Linked DNA regions of Homo sapiens: region 1 is linked to region 2. Evidence: chromatin loops called from intact Hi-C (ENCODE). Cell type or tissue: endothelial cell of umbilical vein. All regions are shown on one strand. Links, peaks and the distances in the headings refer to the core of each region. The heading gives the core; the rest is flanking DNA. Region 1 overlaps LINC02852 (long intergenic non-protein coding RNA 2852). Region 2 overlaps MCTP2 (multiple C2 and transmembrane domain containing 2).

Region 1 (15,351 bases), core at 2,583-10,582, 160 kb after region 2:
CAGGGAAAGAACCTCTGGACTAGTGGCTGACGTAATCATGACCTCTGAGATGTTCATTGTCCAAGTCCATTTTCAGGCCTGTTATTCCATCCTCTAAGCCAATACTAGAGTTTGGTCCCCCCTAACCATTTCAGATAAGCCCCTGGGAAGTCCCAACACTGGTCCAGCCTCAGGAGCTAGGTTTGTCCTCCCTCAGAAGCAAGCAGGGAAAGAAACTGAAGACGCTAGTTTTAGTTAAATATCTGGGAAGGGTTTAGGCAAGCACCATGGCTTGAAGTCGGTAGAACTGTTTAAGGGAGATGTTTGGGGGCAAAAATCAAGCTGGTTTGAGGCAAAATGGTTGATGTCCAGTCATAGAGAAGTTTTTCTTTCCTCTGTGCTCAGAACACTGTGATGTTTGGCAACCCTGGGCTGGAAGCTTTGAGAGCATCTGTCATCCTGTGTCTAGTTCCCATGGTGAGCTGAAATAATCAGGCTGAGGCCTCATGGACAGCAGGTATGGACAGGTGGGAAAGGAGCAGGGAGGAGGCCCAGTGTGGTATGGAGGCTGCGGGACACAGACTGGTTGAAGAAACTTCCAGAAATAACTGGAGGGCACTTGGAGGACTATTAATTTTTAGCAGTCAGGTCTGCAGGGGCTCAAATGCCATAATTAGGTCATTAAAAGTAAATGTGATAGAACTTTATATTGAACCAAATGCTTGGCCAACAGGGACTATGGAAAAAAATGTTTTCAGATATTAAAAGAAGAATATGAATCTTCATTTTATGCACAGACAGGTAAGATCTAGGTAGTATATTCATACTCACATTTACAAATGGGTACATATTTCAAGCTCATAAAACAAGGATCTAGTCTCAAATTCTACTGATTCGGTGAGATACTAGGTGTCAGTTATGCTCTATTCCAAAGCTAGGTTCTAGATCACCTAAACAAAAGCTCTAAAGGAAGTGAGAACCCTGGTTTGAGGACTATACCCAACCCCATACCTCCAGCTTATAAAAGACTGCACAGGAGAAGTTTGAAATTGGCAAGCATGGTCTGCTATTCTGCCAGTCTCAAGCTGGCTGAAAGGGCACAGAGTACTCCTACAGAATTCAACGTGTGTGCCTAGGCCCTGTGCCACCTGCCTCCACTGAAAGAATAATCTGATGTGAGGCTGACCTTTGCAGCGTGACTTTAGCAGCCTGCTCTCCAGACAGCAGACAGTGCGGACCATGTGAGAGAGTCAGCTGTGAGTTTACCTGGGCATGGGGGGCTAGAGTCATCCCATCAGTTACAAGCTGAATGTCATCTTCCAATTGCCCAGGCAGAAGAAGGGAAGAACAGAACTGTGGCTGAGGGACCCTAGCTAAAGCTGGAGAGGTGATATCTGAAAATGCCCAGGAAAAAGGTCATCTTCAACTTCTGCTTCAATTGGGTAGAAGAAATGAAAGCTATAATAGTGGTAATCAAATGAAACGTTTCTCATTCCTTGCCCCTTGTTCCTCCTTGCTCACCACCGTGCCTCAATTCAAATAATAAAACTATTCGAATCTGAAACCCGAAGCAAAGCGGACCAGGGAGGAGCTGGAAGAGATCCAGAGAGAGGCAGCCAACCTTATCCCACCTCCTTGACTGCAAGTTTCAGCCTGGGGGAGGGAAGGAGTTTTAATTTTGATGATATTCAAAAGATCTATTATTATATTGGACAGGCCAATTAATGAACGGAGACTTTTTTAGAGAATAATATGACCAGTTTTATTATGTTTTATTATTATGTTTTATTATGTGGGACTCACTAGAAAAAATCATAAGACCTGCCCTAGATTTCATCGAAGTCATGGGGAGAAAACCTATCCTACAGAATATGTTTGAAGGGCAGTGGCTGGTGAAGAGGAGGAAATATGATTTTTCACTGCACCATGGAACTCGTTTACTTAATGAAACTGGCTACATCCACCCACAGTCACATTCCTTATGCCCATTAGCTTAGCCCCTTCCTCACTTTCCTTATCTCTATTGTGTCCAGTTTCTGAAAACCGTATGTTGCTCTCCTTCGTTACTCTGCTTAACTCTCTCTGCCACATATGCAGGCACTCCTACAGCCCTTCCTGGCCTGGAGGCACTGCTCTAAACTTCTGCTTGCTTTGCTGGGGCTCCGAGATGCGCCCTGTCTCTCAGGATCACCCTTCCCTAGGATTGGTTCATGCCCTATACAATCCAGCTCTCGGCTGGCGTCCACCTAAAGTGAGGACGGGGCCTGGTTGGCTTTCTCTTCCCCCTCTTCCTCCTGTATTACTGCTAGACTTTTGTATCATGTCCAAGCCTCTCCAGTTGAAGACACAGATGGCCTTTGGGAAGTTTTCTAGAGCCCCTGCTACAGAATTTTATTTTTCCTTTTTAAAATTTTTTGGAGAAGGGAGAGAAAAATTTTGCTTATTACATAGGCAGCACCTGTTTACCATGCATCCCTAATTTCTGGTGTCATAACTAATTATTTGATGGCTCCGAGAGGAACTTCCCATTCATTATATGTCATTTAGCAGCAAATAACTTAAAGCAAAGCAATAGTTCGACAAAATATATGCTGCATTAAGTTGGATGTGAAGTTATGAGGGGAGAGAAACAGACAACTCTCACACTGTAGAGTTTTAAAAATATATTTGTTTAAAATAACTAATTGCTGTGAGTGCCAGTAGAGTTGCAAAGGTGTGGGTTGTCAGAATCTGGATATTCTTATCTCTTCGGTCACCCTACTGCCAAATTACTAAGAAATATGATGAGAACACGCTTTATAGTCAAGAAGGTGATTTTCAAGAAATAAGACTAATGTTGAGGTTAAATTGATTTATTGAAAATCTGGAATAAACACTTTCTTAATTTTCTTATGGAGAGCCCTGACCTCTGGGAATAAAAGGTTTTGGGTTTTGTTTTTTCTGTATCCACCCTAAATTACCTGTCTGATCGTAAAGAGGCTTTTGTGACACATAATTATTTTATCTAAAGACATTCTGAGGTTTTTTTTTTTTTGGTTGTTTTCTTCTTGTATCTCCTTATAAAAATATTCAAATGGTAGACCCTGGGTTAAAGGACTTTCTATTAGGTTAACATATTAGATTGCCAATATATTATTTTTTTACTTACAAAAGTGTCAGTTTTATGCAGTTTAACTTAATACTGGTCTTGAAGCCAGTTACTGGCCAAAGTATGAGATAAACCATCTTTATTTATAGACAACAATCATATAATCCTGGATTTCTACTGATTCCCACTATAGCTTGCTGGTTTAGTAGCCATTTGAGCTCAATATCATTAACTATAAATACCTCAAGCAGCAGACATAATAGGGATTTGAGAACATGGCTGGTACAGTAGAAAACAAAACTGTCAAAACAACCAGTTGAATATCTTGTCTCAACACTAAATTGGGCTGGTTTACACACCTAATAAGACCAATCATGTTCCAACTGGTCAGAGAGAGGATCAAAAGCCAACTCATTACAAAGTGGTCTGTTCAGTGGTCAGCAATAAATCTACTCAATATGGTTGTGAACTTGGTTGAGTTGAGCATCAAAAACTACTTATGGTGGGAGTGCTGATGGTAAAAGGACAAATCTACTGGAGTAACTAGAGTTTCTCATTACTCACATATTATCACCACTAGCAGAAATGGTGGAAAGCTCTTAACTGCGAGTTTCTCATCTTACTTGTTGAGAATAATCACTTGTACCCAAATTCAGATATTGTTGCCTTGGTACTAACATACTGGAATGGTAGAATTCAAAGAAGCAGATAATCTGGAAGGAAATACAACTATGGCTAACAATGGCTACCTTCTCCAGGTGCATGGAGGAATCATACCTGCCAGCTTCTCTGAGAGAAGAAGGGGTACTGGATCCTGAATTACAACTGAAGCTCATTCTTTCACAAACAGCAACAAGATAAATGAGGGTCAAATAATCTAGCACTGTGTGAAATTTCAAAACTCAACACTTCCACCCAGAGTTAAAGATGGTCAAATAGAGAAAACAGAAGAGTGAACCAAAGTTCAATTGGAAGTAGAACCACTAAGATAAAGATAGATAGATATCTCATAGTTATATGTATGTGTGTATATCTATAAAATAGCTATAAATACATATAAATATAATATATGGTTATATCTATATGATATATAGTTATAAGTTAGTTATCAATAGATATATAGATCCATTATATATAGATATAACTATAATTATAGATATAACCATATAGTTATATAACTACATATAGATATAACTAGTTATATAGATATACATAGATATATAGATAACTATATAGTTATATAACTATATGGATAACTATATATATATAAAACCATTACATATAACTATATAGTTAATATCAACTTAATACATAGATCTTGAAGCCAGTTACTGGCCAAAGCATTAGATAAACCATCTTCGTTTATAGACAACAACCATATAATCCTTGGTTTCTACTGATTCTCCCTATGGCTTGCTGGTTTAGTAACCATTTGAGCTCAATGTGTCTATCTACCTATCTATAACTACTTCTCAATAAATAGGTTCATCTTAAGTGGAAACATGTAAGTCGTAGAATTCTAAGAAATATGTTCAGCCTAGCCAAGTGTTGTGCTGAACTCCTATTAACCACAACAGAGAAGGCACCAGTTTTAAGAGACCTATGAGGAGACCCAGAGCCAGCAAATGAGACATGGGGTTTTATTAGGAGCTTACATACAGGGGAGAGGGTCCTGTGGCGGTGGACTGGTCAGAAGAACCGCCTTATGCACAGAAATGGCCCAGTGGCATTGGGCTGGATAACATATTTGCATGGCCCAGGCTGGGCAGGAAAACTGTAACCACTTGCAAGCAGCATGCATCTTGTAGAGCATTTTTAACTTAACACCCTTCCCCTAATGACCTCCACTGGCAACCTTCATTTAACACAACACTCAGGGCCCTCAAACCTCTGTACTGCCCATGTTCCACAGAATGGGTCAGGGGCTCAGATGTTCCTCATAGACAGACGATGAAGTTCTGAGTTTGCTATTTTTGGATTCCCTATCTTAAAACACACACTCAGGTGCGTCTGCCAAACAGGGTCGTTCTAAGGGTATGCTTAAGTTATTGCTATCAGGTGCATTTACCCTACACCAAGATGACACACTACAAATCCATCTGGGGAAGCCTGATTTTCACGTATTTACCCAATGTTATCTGCTAGTAGGTATTCCCTGACCATACTGTGCCGTCCTCTGGATACAGCCAGGGAGAGGAGAGAGAGCAAAGAAAGGGTGAGGGGCCAACCAGCCCTGCCTCACCTCTGCAAACATAACATTTTAAACTGCTCTAAGCCAAGCCAAGAAAGAAGTCAGTAAGCCTAAGGCTATTGGAATGGGCAGAACATCTATTCTATTGCTGAGACAAATGAGCAAAGACGGGCTTCTTATACAAGTCAAACAATTCAACACGAGTTTTGGTGTTAGTTATCAGAGCATACAGACTTTGTGTGGTTATGATTTCTTTCTAACCTGGTCCTGAGATCTCTTTGTTGAGAGTGGCCATAGCTGATACAGTCACTCTCAAGAAAAGTCCTAAGTGAAGGGAGAAAGTTAGGTTTTGGTGTGTTACTCAAGTGAGATACGACGAGGCAGGAAAACCAAAATGCATGAAGCAGAAGAAATGTATTACTTACAAATCCCAGAGAGGTTGAGGAGGCCCACGGAATGTCCGAAAGCAGCAGGGAGTGCGACCAGGGGTGAGGCGCTCAGGAGAGAGGAGACCTGTGGGACTAGGCCTTTATTAAGGTCCGTGGATGTCTTGTAGGCCTTTTCCTGGCAGGTGTGGATTGGCTAACTTAAAGAAAACACGTGCAAAGAGTCACATGACTCTTACATTGACCATTGGGTTTTATCATGAATAGCAGCTGTAGGATGCCTTGGATTTGGGGTTGGTGAGATGAGGAACAACCGGGAGGTGTCACACTCAGCCACTAGAGGGCAACGTTGAACTAGGCCAAAGGTGATGGGGCACGACTAGGTTTCAAATAACTTACGTGAGGCTTAAAGCAATGACTTTATTAACTAATTTATGACAAGATTTCAGAATTCCAGCAGAGCGACTGTCTATGAAGGCAGTGTGTTTCGAGAGAAAGTCCTAGCCTGGCAGACCAGGACTTGTGACTCCTCCATTTCTAAAGCCATCATCCAGTCCTGGTGACTTAACTAAATGAAGGTGAGTGCTAATAGATTCAGCCCCCACAAAGGGGAATGATTCTGGTCACCCTTCTCAGAATCAGGTGTGTTCACCGAACAAGGTGGTTAAGTGTGGGCGTCCCTGTGATCCAGGTGCAAGCAATTGGCTGATGAAGAACCGCCTCTTCAGGCCCCAGAAGTAAGCCTTTGAAAGCTCTCTCATACAGTGCTGCCCTGTGCTCTGATGATCTTGGGAAAAGGGGAACTTTTCCAAGGAGAGATTTTATTTGTAGTTATCCCAGATCACCAGAGTAGAGGCTTCTGTATTTGGCCCTAACAAAGAAGAATGCATACCACCCAGAGAGCTTGGACTCTGAGCAAGATGAAGTATGCAGACATACCTTTGCGTGGTCTCCCTTTGGAAAGGAGGGGAGCGTGTTGTAGTTGTCTGTATCAGGCAAGATAATAACTTTAAAAGAGTATAAAGCAAAATGGCAATACCTGGGTGCTAGGTTGCCTTGTGATGAAATGTAGTGGATTTGGATTGTTTTTGTCTGTCCAATACTTTTTCCTCTTTGGGAGAATTGGCTCTTCCCATAATCTTTATGACTGAGTGGGACCCTCACAGCACAGACCTCTTCTTGGTCACAGCAATGGGCATAGGATCCAAGATATGTTCCATTGATCAATTGATCTATCTTTACATCTACCTTTCTTTCTAACTACTTACTTATTTATTAACTATCTATATATTTACCTCTCTTTCCATCTTTGTATTTACTTCTCTTTCACCTATCTACCTACAGATAAAAATAGATGTAGACGAAAATGTGTTTATATATGAAAAATAATGTTACCAGAGGCAACAAATTCCCTTCAACCAGCTTGAATTTGGTTTCTGATATTTGTATCTAAATGGAGTTTGGTCAATTCCACACTCTTTGTCCCAGTTTTGCTTACATAGTATACAATCTCAAAAATAAAGCAAAGAGTATCATTCTCTTCCTTTCCTTTTAAGATAACAGGCACACGGAGAGTTTAAGTAAAATACTCAAGGCCATGCAGCTTTTAAGTTGCTGACCTGGGATGTGAGCTCAAGCCTGTGTGACTCAAGCCTTAGCACATTTCTTGTGTGCCAATCTTTTTTTCCTTTCTTGGTATCATGATAAATACGACATTTCATGGACTCATTGGCAAAAACCACCTGGTTTCACAAATAAAAATGAAGCCTGTGGAGGCACTGTGCAGAAAAAGCAGAGTGTTTGGACATTCAACTATTTTTTAAAAGAGAAAAAGTGAATTTAGCCAGAATCATGTTAATAAATATAGTTTTATATTAATAGCACCTTACATCTGTGCGTCTCTATTTTACAGAGCACCGTGATATATCCTTCCTTTCTCAGTAAATTATTTAAATTACTCTGGTAAGCTGGCAGAGTACTCGTTATGATTGCAGAGAGGCCATGTGTTCTGGGCTCAGAGAGGCAAGGTACTTTGCCTAATGTTTCACAGCTAGGAAGAGATAAAAGCAAGACTTGGGCCCAAATCTTCTGACTCCAAGCTACAGTTCTCCAATTAATGGGAAAAATGGCATTTCTAACCCAGTGACCGTTGTGAGATTATTCTATGTGTGGTATTTTAAACCCTGCTAGGTAATTTAAGTTAAAAAATGGTTCTTTTCTTGTTTCATGGAAAGACGTTGTTTCTGTCTTCTCTCTCTTCCTCTCTGAATCCCTTATTTATCCCACATAACCATGGACCCGAATGTTAATCCCAGTCACAATGATTGGATATATATGTTGATTTCTATGTGCCTGACTGTTAAACGCCAAATAAAACCATTATCACACTCCCAAATTCTTGTTGCTCAAATTCATACCCCTTCTTTCTATTCTTTTTTAAAAGTCCTGATGCAATTCTGATCATGTGGGTCTCTTGCTTATAAAATTCAAAGTCTTCTTTGCATGGCATCTCACCCCTCACCCAATGCGATTCTGAAGCTCAGCCAGGATGGGATCCTGGTCCATGGAGGTCTCAGGTGAGTGACAGAAATATCTTGGGATCTGGGTTTTCTGAGATGCATGGTCAGCACAGCTGCAGAGGGAGGAGGAGAAGATCATGCAGGCCCTTGGCAGCCAGTGAAGGACAATGGGCTTATGTGTAAACATCGTTGACAGTGGACTGGAGTGGCAGGCAGATGGAGGAAGGGGAAAGGAACACAGCCAAGAGAGTGCATGGAAAAATGCCACAAGTGCCTAGACAAGACGCCTGCAGCGCCAGGAGCAGCCAATCTTGGTCTCCATTATACCCAACTTGGTTTGTGGGATCAAGGTTGATGGGGGGGGGGGGGGAACGCTCTTACTCAAATGAATAATAAGATATGAAAATACACGATTTTGCTTTAAAATACCTACAAGAAAGAAAACATTTTAAAATGCGCTTTCTCCATAACCCCCAATTTAATATTAGAAAGAATGGTAATGTGCAAAGAGTCTGAATTTTAACATTAATAAAATTAAATGGGAATTTGATTATGCTGTGTTACAGCTACACATAATGTTCTCAAGCACAACTTTTGCAAATCTGTTAATTCCACTGGTGATTAGATATGTGCATTTCAACACATCTTGCTGCCCTTTGAAATCTAGTACAATCAAGATGTTAGATTGTAAGTTATTTTCTGGTTATTAAGATGCATTTCAATCCTCATCTTTAATCAACTGAAGATTCGCAAGATGGCTTTGATTCGCACACTGGGGTGTGTGTGTGTGTGTGTGTGTGTGTGTGTTGTGCACACCTCAAATTGATGTGCTGTCTCTCTCATTTCCTGCATCTCAGGATGTTCCCTCCGGTATATGTTATTAATAAGGAATCTGTGTTCAGTTTCATGCACTTAAAAATGGGAGGGGGGGTGTTGGAAGGCTCTTTACATCCCTAAATCCTAGGGGGAGCCCCGTGGCTTGGCCCCTCCTGTCAGAGTCTATAAGGGAAGGCAGAACTCAGCGAGGCGGAGGGAACACAGCCAGTTGGTAGATAACGCCTGGCTGCCCTCTGACCCTCGGGTTAAACTGCTGTCTGGGCTGCTCAATCTGGTAAGCCGAGTTCCAGGGAGGGAGAGCTGCCAGTTATCTGTCAATGCGCCAAGACATGGACTTCATCACAGAGAGGCACACGGACCAAATCTTCCTAATGACCTCTTTCAGGCCCCCCCTCTCTCTGCAGCACTGAGGCCATTCTAGTATATACAATTTAGGGAGTTTCCAAATCATCGAGGAGCTGATGGCTTCTCTGGACCTTCCAGGGAAAGTAAAGGAAGGAGGTAACCTGTTTCTGGAACATTCTATTTCAGGCCTTCATGTGGTTATGTAAGCTGAGAGGATGGTGAGGCATATTCCCCCAAAGTGCTGCTGTCAGCACGAAGGACTCTGCAATTCTGTGGTTTAAATAAGCGGTGTACAGCGCCTCCACCAAGGATTTCAGTCAGGAGTAGAGGGATGGGAAGGAAAGACAGGACACTTTTATGTCAGATGCCACTAGAATATACACAAAGACAAAGCAATCTGTTGAGAGTGAAGAGGACACACACAGAGACTGTGAGTACGCACAAAGAGAGCAAGGGAGAAGTGAGAGAGACAGGCAGAAAGAGACACGAGGACAGAGAGACATGCAGAGAAAGGCACACAGAGCTGACAGACATAGCAACAGTAGACACAGAGACACAGATAGATGCAGAGAGAGGTAGAGACACAAACGCACAAAGGGAAAAAGAGATGGAGACAGGCAAAGAAACAGAGAGGCCCACAGAAAGGGAAGCAGAGAAAGAGGAAGAGACCGGCTGCCAGACAGACCAAGAGAGACAGAAAGATGCAGTCCGGCTGCAGAGCTTATTTGGGGTTCCAAGATGGACACTCGTGTGTCCCTAGAAAGCAGGACTCAGCCATTGGGTGGGCTGTGGAAAGGAATGTACCCCGACCCCCGACCCACACTACAAGGCTCTCCACTGAGGATGGATATTTGGCTGAGCTTTGGAGAAGGAGCAAGGGCTGGCTGGGCATGCAGGAGTAACAGCGGTGGTAGAGATGAGAATTGCTGTTTGGTTGAGCTGAGGAGGCAGACACATGTATGAGCTGCTTCTCTAACATAAGTGCTTCCACCATCCTCCTTGGAGGGCTGTCTTCTTTCCTCTCCTTTTCTCCTCCCCCCGCCCGTCTTTCTGTTCCCTTCTTTCCCTTGTTCCTCCTTCTGTGGAGCTCCCTTTGCTAGTATTTTGATTCACTCACTCTACAAATATTTTCCAACAACCTGACTATGTGGTTCTCAGCCTTCTGGACACTGGAAACAAATCAGTGAGATGAACCAAGTTGGGACTCTCCTTAATTAAGAGTTTTGCTGTCTGGGTGCCCCATGCATTGTACATGACGGGCACCAGAGTCACAGTTCGCATTGAATGAAGGAGGCCAGAGGGCTCTGGAAGGGAACTTGCATTGTGGTTGCAGAGCTGAACATCAGGCATGGGAGAGAAGAAGTTCCCATTCCCAGGCCAGAGGGCCAGTGTGTTTCATTCATTCATGTACCAAGCACTTATGCATCATCTACTACACACCAGGAACTGTGTCAGATGCTCAGGCAATTCAGTGTCAACAAGTCCAACATGATTGGAATTTAGACATTGGGTTCTTTCACTATTCCCCTCAACTAATGAGCAGATGCTAAAGCAGGAAGCAGGTAAACTGAGTCAAAACTCAGTGCTGTTTGCCAGTGACTCATGAAGGAGAGAAGGCCAGGCGCTGATGACCTTTATCACCTCATCCAAGGCTATCCTGCTGTTGAACGTTTTAACTAAATGTCGCCATACTTCACGGGAAAATCCAGCAAGAACAGCTCTGTAGCCTTCCGCAGCTTTTGTACAAGAATTATACGATTCTTAGTAAAATGCAGCTGAATTATGAGAAAAATGAGTTCCCAGGAACTCTAGTTTGGTCCCCAGCTGAGGCTGAGATTAGAGCCACTGGGCTGCCTGCTTCCCAAAGCCACCAAAACACACAAATGATGGCTCCTCAGAGGACAGCGAGGCATGCAAATTAAATGAGCCCTCCTTTTCCTAGAGACATTATCTTTTTCACAATCCTGTCGTGTTCACTTAAGCTCTGTTTAAGCTTGGAGTTAAGGGCTGTGGCATGGTCTTGACACAATTCACACTTTGGCCTCTTTCTGGGATGTGGGAAGTCACAGTTCAGTAGGTGGTGCTGTCGGCCTTTGAGTCAACCTCAGACTGTCCCCTGGCCTTAAACTAGGGCAGTCTCAGGGTGGAAGAGAGCACTTGCTGTATTAAAGAAGACTCCAAATGTCATTGCAACATAAAGGAATGTGCTGTTTCATTAATAAGGTTTTCAGGTACAAACTCAGCCAAATATGACATTTTTTCTATATTCTTCTAGAATTGTTTTCTTATATCACACAGGCATTTGTTTATACATTCACTTAATCAGGCCACAGATGTGTATGTTGAGCTGTTCCTCTGTGTCAGGAAATGTGAAATTTTTTTTCTGAGATTCAGTTAAGAGGAACAAAGAAAATATATAAAATCTGATCCCTGGTACCTAAAACCTTCAAACTAGTATTAATAAAATGGATTAATAGAGTACCTATCATACGTTGGCTAATAGGCATTTGATATGCATATATTATTCGTATAATCTTCTAAGAATTTCCACTTTCCAGCTGTGCAAATGGAGATTTTGAAATATTAAATGACTTGCCCCAGATTGCACAGCTATTTAAGAGGCTAAGGGGACTTTGAGGCCAAGTCTATGACCTTAAACTCAATTTCCTTTCCATTGCAATAAGATTATAGCACCAGGAATACTGTAAAACAGGAGAGGCTCTGGTGCACAAAATTTAAGGACTCACCCTCTCTTACCCTGATAAGATATAAGCAGAGATGAAGTAGCAGCAAGAACAGAGATCTTGGAGCCTGCCTTTTTGTCTTTGACTCCCAGAGTCTCCTTTCATTAGCTATGCAATGTTGCACAAATTTCTTGATTTCACAGTATCAGTTTCTTCATCTGTAAGATGGGGATAATAACAGTACAAGGCACACAGAGGTACTGTGGGGAGTAAATGAAATAATGTATGTAAAGTGCTTAGAGTACTAATGAACACATATATAAGTATTAGACATTCTTATTTTTATATTATATTAAAATAATTACATGGAATAGCTACATGTGAGAAATCCCCTCTATGCAATTTAGCTCTACAGTTCAGAGGGGAAAGAGCGCTTCCAAATACAATAACCTTGGAGGTTGCATTTGGATTAACTTTTGGCATGATGAAAGGATTTTGACAACTGGAGGTAGTAATATTTGTAGCAACAACATCCTCTCTTTCTTTAGTCCTTATTTTATGTCACGTGCTCTGCTGAGTCTTTTATATTCATTTTCTCATTTAATACTTGCAAGAATTCTATGAGGTCAAGACTTTCTGAGCACTTTCAACTGAGTCAGTGTTCTCTCTGCCCAAGACTGCCTCACTAATAAGCGGCAGGATAGAGTTAGCTCCAGGTCTGCTACATCTCCAAATCCATTAGCTCCTGGGCAGACCATAAGGTGGAGAGGTGCAGGCGAGATCTGAAGTGAAGTTGACTTCCCAGTGGTTGTACAGATGCTCTTGGCTAACTTGGAGCAGGATGAGAAATCCACTTTAGCACATGCGGTGTGCCTGTTGGGAAGTGTAAGAGAAAAGAGCTGAGAGCTGGGGTGGGCCAGAACCTGAACTTAAAGAATCTTCAAGGCCAGGCTAGAAAGTTTGCATGTTAGTTGGTACTGAATAGAAAACCATTGCAATTCGGGGATTGGGAATAAGCAAGTATGTTTGCCAGACACAGTTATATGATAATTGAAAAAGAGCTTGAATGACCTATAGTTCGGTCATACTTACATTTTAGAAATGGACAATTTAGGATTAAATCCCCCTATAATCTTATATTGTTGGAACTATAGGGTTATTTTTATCTGTCCTGGGAGAGGCTGTTTGGAATTTTAGATGAGTTAAGCAAAAAGGTGCTAGGGAAATGTGAAATTTTAAAATGCCAATTGGTTATATTGAATTACTTGCCTTTGGCTCTTCATTTCTACCTTTTTCACTAATTCAAATGCATGTACCACCTAGGGAAGCATTTTGAAAATGCAGCCAGCCATTCTTTCATGATAGCATGAGCTACGGCACTTCTATAGTGCCCAAAGAAAATTATACTCTGAACGTGGAATTTAACTCTAAATGGAGACCTCCTTATGATCCAGAAAGATCTATCTACAATGCTTTTTCTTGAATATGTAAGCGCCTGAACCTCTCTTCACTGTCATCCGGAAAGTTATATTAGGATGTAAGGGATTTCTGCTCCTCTTTTCTGTTCTAAATTAATCTTACCGTACACCAGGAGCAGGGCGAGTAAGTGGCAGGAGACAGGGACCCATTCTCCAGCTATTTCAGCAAAGCGTGCTGCAAAAGAGAATTCTTAGTTATAGCACTTGTGGTTTAGTTATTGTTTTAATGAGCCTTTGCTGTGTAACCACAGCACCATTATGACCCGGCCACACCACAAGAAAAGGAAGTTCCCGTAAGCCGCCTCCTCACTCATCTTTTCATGTTGCTGGAAGTCAGCTCCTCTTAGCGGTGTGCAGCTTGGGCTTCCGGAGTTGGCTGGGTCTTTGTGCTTATCAGCGATACCCTCCTGTCTCCCATCCCTCCCTCTCCCTCTTCCTTCTTCCTCCAAACTGCCAGGCCTGAAGTATCAAGGAGAGAAGGCGAAAGGGAGTGTAATGAATCACATGTCTCGGGCCCGAACGGTTGTGGAAAGAAATGCTGGGCAGGAAAAGGCAGCACGCCACTGGGATGAGAGGGCCCCCTTTCTCCTCCTGCCTTTGTCTGTCTTAAATAGAAACAGATATTTTTCACATGACTTTCCCAAGAGACCACAGTTATTAAGAAAGTGCCAATAGTATATTTAAGAAAAATCGCACTCAGTGAGGAAGTGTGTGTGTGAATTGGTATGAAACTGTACAGTGGGATTTCATGCACTTTTGGGAAAATTTGTTCTTTGAATTAGGAGAATGAGCTGGATATTCCAAAATAGAAAACAGGGATTCCAGAGCCCCAGGTTTTCTGTCACTTTTGATACACCAGCAGGTGACTTTTAATGACTCGTTCCGTGGTACCTGACTCTGGTCTTCCCATGTGAGCACACGGCTGTGTGGTATAAACTTGACCCCTCCACTCTGCTTGGTTCTGCGTCATGGTGAAAAACGTGGCTTTCAGAGTTCTATGAACCTGAATTTAAATCCCAGTCTCACCATTCTCTAATGGTGTGATATGGGTACAAAGTCAGTAATTTATGAGCCTCAGTTTTCTCAGGTGTACAACAGGGAGCTTCATACCTGCGGCATTAAAATTTTGTGGCGATTAAATAAAACAACATGTGTAAAGTACCAGGTACATAGTAGGGGCTTAATCAATAATAACTGTTCTCGTCCTCCCATTTCTTCCTCCTTTTCTTCCCCTTCTTTCTCTGTTCTCTTTCTCCTTCTCCTCCTCCTGTTTTGGTAATTCTGGGAGCTGTGGAGCATAACACTGTTTCTGCGTCCTGCCATGAGGAGGTCTTGGCCAAATGTAATCTTCCTGGGCATAGCCATATGCACATAGCATCAGCTTTCCAGTAAGAGCTTCTCAGATGAACTCAGAGGTCCGTGTATATCCCTAATGGGAAAAGAGGCTGGAAATACAGTGCTGGTCTGATTCTTTGACAGTTTCCCAATTCCTAGGGCTCCAGCCATACCGAGTCTCCTTGCCTGTACACGGGCAGCAGGTGGAGGCTCAGAGGATAGTAGGCTACACACTTCTTTGAAATACTGTAATTTAGAATGTAGAAGTGAAACATACGCCACTAACCATCATGATACCTTTTTTGTCTGTGTACTAAAAACTAGAATGTTTTAGAAAGAAATATTACAGTAGGAAGGTTAGGTTTAAATCAATTTGAGGCAGAAAAAAAATGAGGAACCTCTTCTTTCTTTCAACAAAGATCCACTGTACACCACTCATGTACCAGGCAGTGGTGAAGTAGTGAAAAACAAGATAGCCATGGCCTCTGCTTCCATATCTGTGGTCCTTA
Region 2 (15,351 bases), core at 4,394-12,393:
TGGATCCTCAAGCCCAGGCTCTCCTCTGCCTTTCTTCACTATGCAACTGCCATATCTGTCAGGGGTGACACACACTGACGGATGTTCTCCTGTGATCTGTTGACAGAATGCTGCTTGGTGTCTTTATTCGTCATTGTGACACTTTGTTCATGTTCCAACTGCTCGCCTTGGCATGACAGGGCAGAACAGAGGCGCTGTCTGAAGCAAGGTTTTAAGCCAAGGATTTATTAAATGACCCGTAGTCAGGTCCTCTAATTGAAATTAGCGAATGTGATAGTTGAGGGTTTGCTACACAGGTGTGAAAGGAGCTATTTTAGTTGAACCAGTCCCTGGTGGGGCTTTTCTTCTTGTGACAGTACAGGAAGTGATGCTAACACAACAAACTAAGGGCAGAACTGAAGGGATGTGTTTTTCTTCTGTTTTTTGAGAAAACATAAAATATTAACTTTATGTTCTAGACTCTAGCTCCAGGTGATACAAACATGAACATTGCAGAATCATGTTTAATCTATTCTCAATGTCAATTTTAAGACTTTATGAAAGCAAACCATACGTTTTCCATGGATGCCTATGTACATGTGCATGAACATAATCGTATCTTGTTGAAAGCAGCAGTTAAAGAAAAGCAGGCTCTTAAGATCTAGGTCCGCATGGTGTCTCGTCAGAAGTGGATGGACAAACGTGAGAGAACTCACCTTGCTAGATGACCCAAGCATCACCTTCCTCTACCATGCGATTTATCACTGCTACACTTACAGGAGTGGTTGTATTCCCAACATGAGAGAAGAAAGTTATCAGTAATGCACCTGCTATGTTAATGTTGCTGCATAGTGTTGAATTTATTGTTATCATAAGAAATTAAACATGGGCATTTGTAGGGTGGTCAGACCATTCCAAGTCAAGTTTCTATAGACTCAGTTCTTCTTGTTAGGATGAACATTGAAAATCTTTCTCATTTTGTCTTCTGGGTCTTTCTCTTTCCCCTATGTTTTTCAGATATTTTGGTATCTTGCCTTTTCTAAGGTTTACTTAGTTATATTAAATTAAGGATATATTTTTTCTTTTTTCTTCCTTCAGAAAGTAACATTCTTGACTTTCCCATTTGAAAAACAAATTAATATGAGATGTTGACTTAGTGAATGAGGCCAAATAGAACTGAAATATTTTGCCTTGAAGTAAGTGCACCTGTATATTTCCCTATGAATAGATTTGTAAATATATGTGGTATTTTATACACATGTATATACATTTATATACATACACAAGACGTGTACATGGCCATTCCCACACAGATTTTGACTATTTGAACTATTATTCATAGTTCATGTTATTTCAGTGCTTAGACACTGTCCCAAGGATTTTATAAATTTAGTTCTCACAACAACCTGCTGATGTAGGTGGTGATTACTATCTTCTTTTTACAGATGAGAAAAATAAGCCTATAGAGGTCAAGTACAGTGACAGAGCTCATGTGTGTGTATGAGGTAGAGGTGGAATTGAAACCCAGGCCATCTTGCTTTAGTCTGTGCAGGCTTAACCCTTCAGCTATTCTGCCTCTCACTGATGCCCAGGATGCAATGTTTGTTGTCCTTGTATTTACATAGTGACACCGGGACCAACCATACTGATTGTTTCAGATCTGTATTTAGATATTATGTGTGGGGATTAAGCCTGTTCCAAGCTGTGATGCTATACAGGAAAGAAACCCTCATTACATGGGCGAGAATAATTCTTTAGCTCAGTTATTTTATTCACAAGTGATGATGAGACCAAAATTAAAGAAGCCAAACATGGAAATGCCCAGCCCCTGGGCATCACATGCATTTGGCATCCTTGGAATCCAGCTGGATAATTTGAAAAACCCTAGAGCCTTGGTTCTAGACTGAGTCCCAAATTACAGTCTGACTTGTTTTTCCCCACCTTTGAGGAATGCTTTTAGATGATGTAGAGGGATTTTCAAGGGGAGAAGAAAGTAAAAACAGAAAACAACTAGTGGAAGGGATCATGGAAGGCATTGGACTTTTCAGTTGTTTTTTTTTTTTTTTTTTAAGTATTCCAAGTTGTTCAGAAAAGGGATGGGGTAGAAGAGAATAACCACCCCTTATGTTCCTTTAAAATATCTTGAAATAATAGCTATAAAAGAGATAGGCCCATATGTCTAGTGGGGATCTCTATTTTATATACCCAGTGTCTCAGTGCAAATACATTATTTGATCATAATAAAGATAAATTTGTTCTCAAAAGATAACTTTGCATTGTGATATTTATATTGGTAGATCCAATCATGTATGGGTGTTTTGTTATGACATACTTATATTTTATAAACCCCAATGTTGTCTATTAAAAGTCCTAAAGTTATATTATTATATAAATGCATTTTTCATATGTTAAAATATTATTTACTTGACAGATGGCATCATCAGAAGGTGATTTTAAACAGCAAAGTTCTGATGCTTTTAACATAGAATTGCATTTATGCAGTTTCATTTTTCCACCGATATTTCAGGCACACACCTATTGTATCAAGGGAGGCAAGTTTGTGGGGCATTGATGGATTCTTTGCTTTATTAAATTTTTACTTGGATGTTTGATCTAAAAAGTAATCTAAATCTACCATATATCAACGAGTATCTTCATAAAGCTATGATTTTAACATCTGTGACTTTTTTCCGATTTTTTGAGTATAGGGAAATAAAGAATTTACTTTTCAGAGTTGACAAGGACTGAAATATGATACACAAATTAAAGCATCAATCAACCTCTCCCTCAATAAAGTTAAAAAATACAACTGTCCACTCGCTTGGTAATATCCCATATTTAACATATATAGAATTTTTAGCTTTTAGAGATCCTAGAATATTGAGAAAATGTGAAGTAATTTCACATAGAACTTAAAAACAACAGTAGCAGTAATAGAGCCAACCCTTCCAACACACATGTACTTGTGCACACACACACACACACACACACACACACACACACACACACATGCATGAACACGAAGAAGCAGAGGACATTTGGGAAATTAAAAGTTGCTCTGTTGAATGTTTTGTGAAAGCAGTTTAGTAAAAACCAAAGGCAAGGCCTTGAGGACTGCTGTTTTCCATGATTTCTCTGTGGACCGAAAAACATTCAGATTCATTTTGCTTTGGTACAAATGACAAATGCAACACTGTTTTGAGATTCGACTCATTAAATAATGCTGGTCAAATGTCTTTTTGATGCTTTCGATATTTATGTGTTAACTGTGTCTAAAAGATTTACTTTAAGTTCTGTCACCAGTTTACTCACAACGAAATGCACCTGCATTTCATTAAGCTCTTTCATTGGCTATGACATCCACCAGAAGTCACAACTGGATGTGCAGAGCAGACATCGCTGCCCATTTGCTAGGTGTGTGTGCAGTTGATGCTCAAAAATTAAAAGTATTTGTGTAAAGCTGGAAAAAAGAAATTTCAGTTACAATAACCAGAAGAAGAGGGGTTTTAGACATCTTAAAAGTGTGTATATATAAGTGCACACACAGAACCATATACACATATATGCAAAATATATAGGTATATTCAATGCTTAAAATATTTGGCATCTTATGGTTTTAACATATATAAGATAGTTTCCCTAGTCTTCCTTTTCATGAAGGACTACATAATATACTTTCAAAATGTTTTAAAGTTTTTTTCAGCACTTTTTTAAAATAGGAACAATCCATCATTGCATATTGTGAGCATAATTTTTACAACATAATTGCACCTTCTATTGGCAGGTTCTCAGGCATTAACTAATTATGCAATTTAATAAAATTACAGTAATCGCATTAAAAAGATTATCTGTTAAAAATTTAAAAGGACACTATTAACTATTTTAGCATATTTTCATGTTTATATTTTCAATTTTGTGAGTTGTGATTCCAGACAGAATCATAGCTAGATCGACTGAAATCACTTATTCTTTTGGAGCATTCCAATTTTGACTAGTAAACATTAGATCTCAATTATTGTAATCATAGCACAGCCATATTCACATAGCCTGGTAGATGTAAATGGTTAGCTCCCCCTTTTGTGTGTAGGTCCAGGCTCTGCGTGGGACCCTGTGTCACTACCACTGCCTTTTCTGAGCTTTCTGTTGGTGTGCACTTGCAAGCACATATTTTCTGCCTTCTCTGAATTTTCTTTTCAGGATTCTGTGATGGTGAATACTGAATGTCAGCTTGATTGGATTGAAGGATACAAAGTATTGATCCTGGGTGTGTCTGTGAGAGTGTTGCCAAAGGAGATTTGAGTCAGTGGGCTGGGAAAGGCAGACCCACCCTTAATCTGGGTGGGCACCATCTAATCAGCTGCCAGTGCAACTAGAATATAAGCAGGCAGAAAAATGTGAAAACAGAGACTGGCCTGGCCTCCCAGCCTACATCTTTCTCCCATGCTGGTTGCCTCCTGCCCTTGAACATCGGACTCCGAGTTCTTCAGTTGAGGAACTCGGACTGGCTCTCCTTGCTCCTCAGCCTGCAGATGGCCTATTGTGGGACCTTGTGATTGTGTGAGATAATACTTAATAAACTCATATATATTAACCACCAGATGCCAAGCAGAGCTCTACCTCAAGGCTATGATAATACTCAAATATGAATATATATATATTCCTATTCCATTAGTTCCATCTCTCTAGATAACCCTGACTAATACGGATTCCTTGTCTTTTACAGATCCCAAGTAGTGCAGTCTAATTCACTCTGCTTTCCAGAGATACCCTACTGAGCTTGATCCAGATTTTAGGATCTTCAATCTTAAAGAAAAGACTCCAGAGGTCGTGTAGCAACTTAATGCAGCTGATGTTTGACTACCACCTTCTTCAGGCTTGCTCCTTCTCCCGATCCTCCCTCTTTCCTCCTCTCTCTTCCCTCTTCTCCATCCCCTTCCCACAAGCAGTGATGGTTTCGAGTATCTAGTACACTGCTAGATATTGAAATGCAGGAATGAATTTTCATACTGAGCACTCGTAAGTCTATCAACCCTCCTCCCCTATTTTCCACTCACCCTTCCTTTCCCCCTCCCTTTCCCCCTCCCTCCCTCTCTCTCTCTCTCCTTCCTCCTCACCCCATTTATCCCCTCTACTCTGCCTCTCTCCAGAAGCCCTCCTCACCTCCTTAGTTTCCCTACTTTATTCCCCCAAGTTTCTTCTATCATCCTCCCTTATATTTGAAAACAAGCATATCATAAGAAAAAATGTGCTCTTTGGGAATTAAATTAGGTCATAAGCATGGAAATATTTTAAAAACATGGAATGGGTTACAAGTATGGGTAGGAATTACTGCTATCTGATATAACTATTGGTGGGTGATGGTATTCTTCAAATTCAGAGAAAGGCCTCGCTAAAACACACACACACACTCATGTGCTATTTCATTGCAAACTGTTTTTGTGGACCTGGACTTGTTGAGAACCTGTTCAATGACAGGGTGGAAATGCAAAGCTTGGTATTGTGTGCTGTGGTTGGTGTTCAGGAGTCAATCATTTCCAGGGCTACTTAATGTCTATTTAACCACCAGATGCCAAGCAGAGTTCTCCCTCAAGGCTATGATGATACTCTTCATGCTTGACCTAATAAATTCAGTTCATGTCAAAAATAGATGGCTTATGCCTATAGTTCCAGCACTTTCAGAGACAGAGGCGGAGTTTGAGTCCAGCCTGGGCAACAGAGTGAGACCCCGTCTCAAAAAAAGAAAAAAAAAAAGAAGAGGTATTTTATTTCAATGACTTAATACTTCCGGTTAATGTCATGTGTTATATAGTTATGCAGTGTAACACAGCCTCATGATTGAAGGATTGTTTTAGTATATTGCAAGCTGCAGAAAGGCAAAGGCCCAGTCTTTCATCTTTGTGCATATCCTTACTGCTTAGGATAATGTTGGGTACACAGTAGGCATCTAATCAATGCTTCTTGGAAGGGTGCTAGAACTAGTGAAAATCATCTGTTACCAGATGTTGCTTTCTTTTTATTCGTACACCTCCGTTGATCATAATAGCCTGTGGCCGCATCAGTAGCTAAAATCCAAAAACAACCTGGCAGCTTCATCATATTCTTGTCTGTTATGCATTTTTCTGGCTTTTTCTTGATCCTGCCCATCCAGGAATTGTGCTAACTAGTAGCAAAATGGCCAAAAGGCAGCCAGGAGGAGGAAGAGAGCTGGAAAATCTCTAACTGCCATCACAGCCCCTGAATCTGAGAAGATTCTATTTTTGATATTTTCAGAACTGAATGCCTTTTCTCCCCTTTCATTTGTTTCTGTATGTGACACCTGGATGTGCAAACATTTTGTGTGATGCAAAAACAGAAAAGAATATTTAGAAATAGGGGGACCTGGTGTGTGTGAAAACAGTTATAACCAATTCCTTATGTAGGTTTTGACCTGTTGAAGAACATGCTCAGCACTTAGATATCTGGCTAATTTGATATTGCTTTTTTTTTTTTTTTCTTTTTTTGCAGTCTGAGCTTTGTCATTTGTTTCTAAGCTGTCATTTTTATTAGTCTCTCTGGCTGATCTTTTGGGGCTCCCCATCAGGTGGCATGTGCTCGCCATTGTCTGGCTGTGCTTGGCAAGCGGAGGGCCCTTTTATTGCTGTGTGATGTGGGCGTGCTTGCTGGGGTAGCCTGTAATTAGACCCACCACAGGTGACAGTTACTAGAGAGCCCAGTAATCGTTCTAGCTGCCTGATCTGATGTTTATGGAGAGAAGCCTTCTTTGTGGTCTGGTCAGGGTTTACTACAGCGTGTTGTACTTTTGCCATTTGATTTATGATTTAGAAAGGTGTGTTTTGTTACTGCTCCCTTTATCTAGGGGTTGTGTCATTGGCTTTTTAAATAACAGATGTGTTTTAGAGGGAGATTTTTATTATAAAGCCTGATCATCCCCATCTCACGTATACAAAAAAAAAGATTTTGATATTTAATCAAAATCAGGTTCAATATGTAATCATCTAAGCCTTGCTCTTGCACAGTGTTTACTGACTGTTCTAGTCTCCCTGGGATTCTCTTATTACCTAAATCCATATTGGTTTTGGCCTTTTAAAATGACTTTTCTATTGCTTCCCAAGCTCTTTAAAATTTCTGTTTTAATTCATTGTCTGGGATGCTTCATTTTGTCAAGGAAAAAACCCAAAACAAAACAGAAATATACTTGTGGGCCCCATTGGTGTTAGGCAAGACCCAACAGCTGTTGTTTTTAATATAGGAAAGATGGAGCCACAGAATGAGGTAGGAGGGGCTTTCATGGTCAGTCTGAGGGGAAGAAGAAAGCTGCAGGCTTCAGAAAGTGATTTTCCCAAGGCCTCCTCATTTGTTTGAATAGAGGATTCTCAGTCCTACACTACTTTTACAATGCACGGCTTGTATAGTCATAAACTTTGAAATTACGGTTTTAGTTCTTGAGTACAAACTGCATATACACAGGATCCTTGGACTCTGCTTTTTTTTTTTTTAGGTACATTTTCCCTCAGGTCTTACATTTGAGTAAAAATAGTTTGTGAGTCTGTGGAGTTGCTATTCAGAGTGGTAACATGCCGTAGGGAGATGTAAATCTGTATTGCTACCTCGTGCTCACTTGACTGACTCTTCCGTTGGAACAGGTGAATTTTCCTCATCAAAATGTTGTGTCCATGGTGATGAGAGTAATGAAGATGATAACGATGATCACAATGATGACAAGGATGATGATGATGATGAACGGTGTTTTTGTGTTTGGGAGGTGTTTAAGTTTTGACTTCTGCTCTAAAACCTTGCTCTTTATTAGGCTTTAGCGATGCTGTTAGTGAAGCCTTGTCTTACATTGTCTTCTCTTTAAGGAATAGAGTATTGCTTCTTCAGCTAAGTATGCCTTTGTTAATAGCCACATTTCTTCTGCTCTGGGTTAAGCTAGGTACATGCAATTATAAACATTTTGTGTCCCATAGCAAGAGCAGTTTTCCTTGGAAATCACCGAGACCCTCAATTTTTTTTGCAAGGAAACTTTTATAGGCTAATTCATTACCCCCATCCCCAAATTCTACTTTTCACAATAGGAAAATGCATAGTGTGTTTAGCTGTGAAAAAAAATTAGCCGACTGTGGCCTCATTAACTGCACCTCTTTCGGCAAATTTGATTTTGCATTTCATTGGCGATTTTTACATTTTTGATAATCTACATGTTTTCAAAAAATTGATTTCCTGGAAATTTAATCAAAAACAGGGTTGGGGAATAAGAGGAGGGAGAGAAAAAAGGAAAAGGAAAGAAAAATAACAAATAGCTTGGCAATCGCTTGAGTTTACTTAAAGATAGTCCTGCAGGTGGCGATAGAAACTCATAAATGATAAAATCCTAAGGTAAATTTCTGTGGGCTACTTCTTGGGGATTTTAATTTCAGCAATTTATTTTTAATTTGATACAATCGTCTATAAGCAGAAATTATTACATTAGTAAAAAAAATTCAAATTTTCATGTTGTGTACTTTTCTGTTTTTATAATAATTTTCTTGAATATTCTGTAGCACATTCTTCCTTATGCAGAAGAAATAAGATCCAGATTACTGCCCAGTTGGTACAGATTTCATTAGGAAAATAACCATTTTAAGGCTTCTTTTTTTTTTAATTTCATTTTTACGTTCTTTAACCTGCAGCTAAAATTTGATGCTTATGTCATTGGCTAGGTTTCACTTCTATAAAGGCCTTTGCTCTTGGGTGTGACATGGCTTGCTTAGGCATGACGCTGAGTGTGTGTGTGTGTGTGTGTGTGTTCACAGAGACATTCCTTCATATCATAGTATCAAATCTAGTTGCTTCCAGAGGCCATTTCCTCCCTTAGTTAGGTGTTTCAAGTTAGTTTTAATGTGACTAGGATCACAAATTTCTTGAAAGCTATTTTATCTAGGGATAAAAACAAAACATAAATATGTATATTTTTAACATTAGACAATACATAGTGAATATGATAACATTTTTTCAATTCTTTTAGTTATTTTGGGCATGAGGCATTGTCAAAGCAAAGTGAAAGCATTTGGAAGACAGGAGATCTTTCTTTTCTGCTAGTTAAGGTTCAAGAGTTTTTAAATTGCTTTTTGTGACTATATATATTCATTTATGGTTTTTTAAGTTTGAATCTGAAAATGCAAACTCTAAAGGATAAAACTAATTTTCAACTTTCCTATTTTCTTGTAGTCTCATTTAGAAAACCTTTGCAGTGTACATTTTCAAGGTGGAGCTGCCTTGATTCTAAGAAAATGTAATTATTTTGGTTTAAACACTTTAGGCTTTAGATGTTGAGTGTCATCAACAGATAACTGTGATGGTCTTGAGCAAATTATGTGAATTGCAGTCTCTGCCTTTCTTCTGAACATTTCCCTAAGTCTTATGGTAAAGTTCAAACCAGTAATGTCTTATATGCTGTACCCTTGGATCCAGAATTTTTTTTATGATATAATAGAAGAGGCAGAAAAAGAAAGAAAAGAAACCTCTGGCCTTCTTATATTCTGTTTCAATTGTTCTTCCAATTACTCATGAGGGAGAGGAGTGGAATGCAAGTCAGACACTCTGAAAACCTATTTTGCAGCCTTCATATAAAAAATATTCAGTTCTCTGCTCTGTTAGCAGCTGACCAAAATCTAATCCGTTAAAAAATACATCGTGGTAAGCAGTTCTTGAAAATGTTTATAATAAATGGTAAAAGCCAAGCTTCCACTGTGAGATTAGCAGTTGGAACAGGACGTGTTCATCAGGAAATAGGTTATTGCCTGACTAGTGTGTCCTGCAGAGTAACCTGCAGGATAGATGAAGATTTAAAAGCTTGCAGTGCAAGGATTTTATTTGATTTTCCCCCTTTGCTTTCTTTTGCATATTCCAGTGTTGTTTATCACTCATGGTATTTTTCCCAATGACTCTCTTATGAAGTTCATTTTACAAACAAAAAGTGTGGCATGTTTTGGGGGTTGGTTCCATTCACGCCCCATGATCATCTAATGACCTATGGGTATTAATGTTGCTAATACACTTTTTTACATTACAGACTTCGTAGCTTAAAGATAAATGTGAAAGAATATTTTCCAGAGATCTGGACCTACCACCAGCTTCCATCTTAAAGATACAGGAAGTGCTGCAGAGAATTATGGTGTCTTTCCTGCTTTTTGCTTGACTGCAGTCCAGCCTGAGAGTCAGTGGACAGTAGTGCTCATGAATAATGCCTTCTATGTGGATGATACCTACAGTAACACAGGAGTGACTAAGAGATCAAATACACTGGCTAAAAAGCCTTAGGGAAGCATTATGTGTCTGAGGTCTGATCTATTGTCTGGGAGGTCGCAGAGTGTTAATGCACTCTGCAAAGATTACACTCCCTCTCTAATTGCTCAGACACTTCCTTAAAGGATTTAAACAGTCAGGAAAGGTGACGCTCCTTGTCAATTTTTGTCTTCTGCCTGCAGTTGAAGTTTATCTGTCTTTCCACTGAGACCACTAGATCAAGTAACCTAGACGGTGTCAAAGGCATAAACTCTGAATTAGGAGTGAAAGCAATAAGAGATGTTATTTACCGTACCGTTGTTACTTGCTCTTTAAATGCTCTGCATTCCATTTCTGGTGTTTACATAGTGAAAACGACAGCATCTCTGTGTTCCAAAGCGGGGCTTAAAAGGGTCCAAGGCTTCACTTTGACTTTTGATCAAATTTGTTTTCATAATCCTTTCGCAGTGCCATAACACCCCGTGCAGCATTCTCCTTTTAGGTTATTATTTCAGCTAAATATGTAGAAAATAGGTGAACTTTAGGATTCCCTCGGTGCGTCCCCCCAACCTCACCCCTCCCAACACACCCCCATTCTGAGATGTTTCCCCTGAATTAGGCATATGCAAGACCAACCCACATTTAGGACGTGATAACTTTGTCCAGACCATCATTGTAAACTTCAAATGATACACAGACACATTTGAAAAAAGATCTCCTCTCTGCATTGGAGAATCCTAACTCAATCTTGTGTGTCTGGAGAGCTGATATAGCAATTTTATCAGACTCTGTATCTCTTATATTGCTTTGATTATAACTCAGTGTTTCCTAAATGACACTGAAAAGCTTAAAGAAAGGTTTTACTAGTTCTTTCCCAATGGCAGTTTAGGAAATATCGGGGAGCTGTCTGTTTGTGAAGAGCATAATGAACTCCTTAAATTCATAGTCTGTGTTGCTGCTGTAGGAAGGAGTGGGGAGTGCAAGCTTGCATTCCACCTCGAGCATTTTCTACCCACTATGCACAGTTGCATCATTGAGAAGTAAGCATTCCTCTTAGATCAGTTCAAATTGCTAATATATGTGTCCTACAGCCTGCAATATAATATTTACGTAGCTTCCGAAAGAGACCTGCAAGGATTCCCTGTAATTCAAGATGGTAGTCTGACTGATGGGTGTAGAAGGATTTTTTTTTTTGTTTTAAAGAAATTCTTGTTTGTCCCATGAGATTTTCACACTTTTCGGCTGACGGCACTGTATTTTACTCATCCTGTATAAAGCTGTCAGTGTATTCATTATATGTGTGTCTTGAAGACTCTGAGCAGATGACGGGAACAATTGCTGGAGGGGGAAAACACATTTGAATCAAAATCTTCAGAAGAGCATTTCTGTAGTCTCTCCTGTTCCTGCTTCTGCGTGGACTGTCCCTCGCACTTTCTCTGATTGCATGTTATCTCACACTGTTGGTAGATTACACTGAATGTTTCATCTGTATATAAAAATTAAAAATTCAAACAAAAATCTGGCCCACATGAAGAACAGGCCCTTTGGGCATATGGTTCATTATGCATATTCGTTTAATTACTAAAACACTTGCGATGGCTTTAGTGCCCTTGCTTTCAACTTGCAAAGTTGGATCTCTTCTATTGCACAGAAAATATAGTGCAGAATTCTGTTATGAAGGAGGAAAAAAGAAAAGAAAAAAATAGAGCCTTTGAAGAAATTATTGGAATTCACCAAAAGGAGGTATGATTGTCAGTATGAAATAAATGGGAAAAGGGATTTCTCCCCTTCCTCGTCTTTGTCATCTCCTTCTCCCTCCCATTTCTACCACTACCCCGAAGGCTGTTTTTACTGTGGTTAGTTTATAAGTAATGTGAGACTAAGGATTTAGGTTTCAAACATGTTCCCTCTGAGCGCCTCAAGTCTCATGATGAAGCAAAGTTTTATTGTTTAGAAGGGGGCTGCTATGAAAGTGTGACTTTAATTGATTTTTCAGGGCAAACAGGTGGTGATGGTTTAGACATCTCCTGGCCTGAGTGCCACTCCTAATTTGGGTCTACACATATAATAGCTTTATTAAAATAAACAATCCCTTGGCTTTGGTTTTACCTGAACATCTGCCTCCTGGTTTTTAGAGGGCTTTTAAAAATATTTTCACTGTGTGCTTAACAGGATCTGATCCTAACATAGCTAAGAAAGACTTTATTTTCTATTTATGCCATCAAATTTTTTATTTTTATCTGATGTTAAAGACACTAAAATTTAGAAGCATCTTTAAATGGGATAATCAGTGCTTCAGTAGTTTTCTTTAGAGCACCTTCATTTACAGGATGCAACAGATTTTGAATGTAACAGGTCAAAAATTGAATTTGTAGTTGCTGGGTTTTGATTTGAACTTTTATTTTGGTGCACAAAAGATTGTTTGAGTGAGTACACGTACGTGTGTGTGTGCGCACATGTTTTAAGACCATATTTTGGATTTATTCCTGAGCGCTGGTGATGTTTCAGCATTGTAAGAAAGCTTCTTGGACTCCTCTTGATCAGAATAAATTCAAGACTCCTAACAGCATTTCTAAGGGAAAGGAGGATCCAAGCCTTGGCATCGTTCTTGTTTTTAGTGGCAAGTATGTGTGGCTCTGATACAAGCACAATTTTGCTTTTCAATTAAGCAAATAGGTAGTCTATCTGAGTAACGGGAGACCATCCAAGACATTCTTGATATGATTCCTAAAGGAATTGTACTTTGCTATAAATAGCATCACTCACTAATCACTATTGGAGGGTTCCTGAATTCGGGTACCTTAGTCGGTTTTAAACACATTGAATATGTACAGAGCTATTGCAGGCTTAATGTGAACTTACTGCAAGCCTGCTTCTTTTAGTGCCAGAAATAAAGCTGCAAGTGGAGTAACTTAATACAGCGAACTGCTTTACTCTATCACTGCACTAATGCTAATTAGATACACTTGCTTTATTACCCAGAGCATTTTTTTCTGTGTTCGTTCTGATCTAATCTTTCTATGAACATAAAGGAGTAAGTCATGAAGGAGTAAGTCGTAAGTGTTATGTTTAAGCTTTTAGTCACAATTGCAGCCTAATGTTCATGTGAGCAAAGTCAGAGAACACTCTTAGAGAATGCTTTGTCCACTTACAGTCCAATTAGAATCCCATTGGACTTCTCCCATGGAGGGCCCCACAGTGCCAAAAATTACGCTTCTGAAATGAGTAAGACACTTATCGATACATTTAATGGAATTTTGTTCTTGACCTCTTCATCTACCTACCTTTATGGAGAATAAATAAATGTGTGAAGATTTTTTCTCCCTTCCTTTAATCAGAGCAGAGAATTTGCTGATGGCTTTGAAAGATGTATTTACCAAAATCAGACTTTCAACTGCTCAATTACCACCTTCTGCAAAGACGTATAATGAGAAATTTATTGTCTGATTCTAGACCTGAAATTATGATCATTCTAGGGGGAAAAAGCCAATAGTGCAGCACATTAGATGCTTTTTCTCTTTCATTTAGTTCAGTGCTTTTCTACTTTTTAAACTACTTTTTCTGCCTTTATGAGCGGTGTGGGGATTTTTATTGGGGCATAGGTGATTGTTTGACTTTTCCATTTATATGAAATCATCACAAAATGTAGAATATAGTGTGGCCAGTAGCATGATGTAAACATTAAAGGGATGGAATTTTAATAAATGCTTCACATTTAAGAGAATAAAAACTAATAAGAAGTGAATGTATGATACAGGTTAGAAGCCTTCTTTTCCCCCTGTTTAAAAATGTCCATTAATGTATTCTAAAGAGGAAAATAAAAGTCAACAAAAACTTCATGTCTAGAGCAACGGAGTCTAAAAGCCTCTAATTTATATTTAATATTAAGATAATACATTTTATATGTACTTTCTTTAAAGTTAGAATGGATCAGCCATATTCTTCATAGAAATGTTCAGTATAGTTATACTGTGAAACTGACAGTTTGAAAATGATATGCATTGTTTATTTAAATAGTCATAGAGGATAATAAAAGCGAGAAACATATAATCGAGATGTCTGCCTACAAAAGCACTGGGAATAAATGGCCAGATGGGGTTATACCCACACCAAACTGGAACTACTGGATGGAAATGTGTCTTTAAGAGCCAGACACCAAGTCTGATATTCCCCTAATTAACTGACCAGGTCACTTTATGACACATAGAATTAGTCAAAGACAATGTCAAGTAAACACCAGAAATAGTACATTTCACTGCTCATGGATCTTAAGAAAACAAATGGTTAAAGAATTTTGATTTGGTAACCTTTCTTTATATTATGGTACCGAGAGCATGACTTAGAGGTATAAGTGGAAATATGAAGGTTTTATTAGAGGGCAGGGAAGGAAAGGGAGAGTCAGGGCAGGAAAGGACATTTTGATTCTGGAGCTTCATGAAGCTGAGATTTGCCAAGGCCATTCTTCCATTATTGGTGTCTCTTTCCCTTTCTCTAAATAGGACCTTGACTGGGAAGAACATGCCACCTCCTACACCCACTGATTTCTTCCGAAAGTGTAGAATTAGTTTTCTGGTCAGTCTAAATAGCCTTTCATAGTTGCCCTATGTATCTTCACCTCTTTTACATTATATAGGCAGGCATCCTTTTATCAGGCTTCACTTTATTGCACTTTGCACATACTGCTTATTTTTTTTTTTTTTACAAATCGAAAATTTGTGCAAACCTGCATCTAACAAGTTTATTGGCACCATTTCTACAAAAAAGCAAGTTATCCAGAAGTTCTAGCTGAGATAATTGATAAAGGTGGCTACACTAAACAACAGATTTTCAATGTAGAAGAAACAGTCTTCTGTTGGAAGAAGATGCCATCTAGGACTTCCATAGCTACAGAAAATGCTTTACTTTAAAGCTTCAAAGGACAGGCTGACTCTCTTGTTAGGGGTTAATGCAGCTGGTAACCTTAAATTGAAGCCAGTACTCATTTAGCATTTTAGAAATCCTAGGGCCCTTAAGAATTCTGCTAAATGTACTCTGCCTGTGCTCTATAAATGGAACAACAAAGCTTGGATGAGAGCACATCTGTTTGCAGCATCATTTACTGAATATTTT

Evidence for each region. Peaks named below come from ENCODE experiments on the same cell type or tissue, not always from the same donor. Only the 100,000 strongest peaks of a DNase experiment are listed, where the experiment ranks them.
Region 1: it touches region 2 in a loop (5-fold over the local background); 11 of 110 quality-filtered maps call a loop at or near these places.

Annotation. Positions count from the first base shown.
Region 1 is chr15:94,571,144-94,586,494 of GRCh38, forward strand. It overlaps LINC02852 (long intergenic non-protein coding RNA 2852), which reads right to left. Exons shown (of 3, transcript XR_932641.4): 2 at 13,611-13,682; 3 at 12,369-12,902. Among named protein-coding and RNA genes, the nearest start is that of LINC02852, 10 kb to the right of the region's middle. RefSeq lists an enhancer at 5,891-5,970. In endothelial cell of umbilical vein, for the core only: a CTCF peak has its summit at 5,974 (motif pointing right); no DNase peak of the experiment used is centred there.
Region 2 is chr15:94,404,829-94,420,179 of GRCh38, forward strand. The region is part of intron 17 of MCTP2 (multiple C2 and transmembrane domain containing 2); the gene reads left to right. Among named protein-coding and RNA genes, the nearest start is that of LINC02852, 180 kb to the right of the region's middle. In endothelial cell of umbilical vein, for the core only: no CTCF peak of the experiment used is centred there; a DNase peak (open chromatin) is centred at 8,343.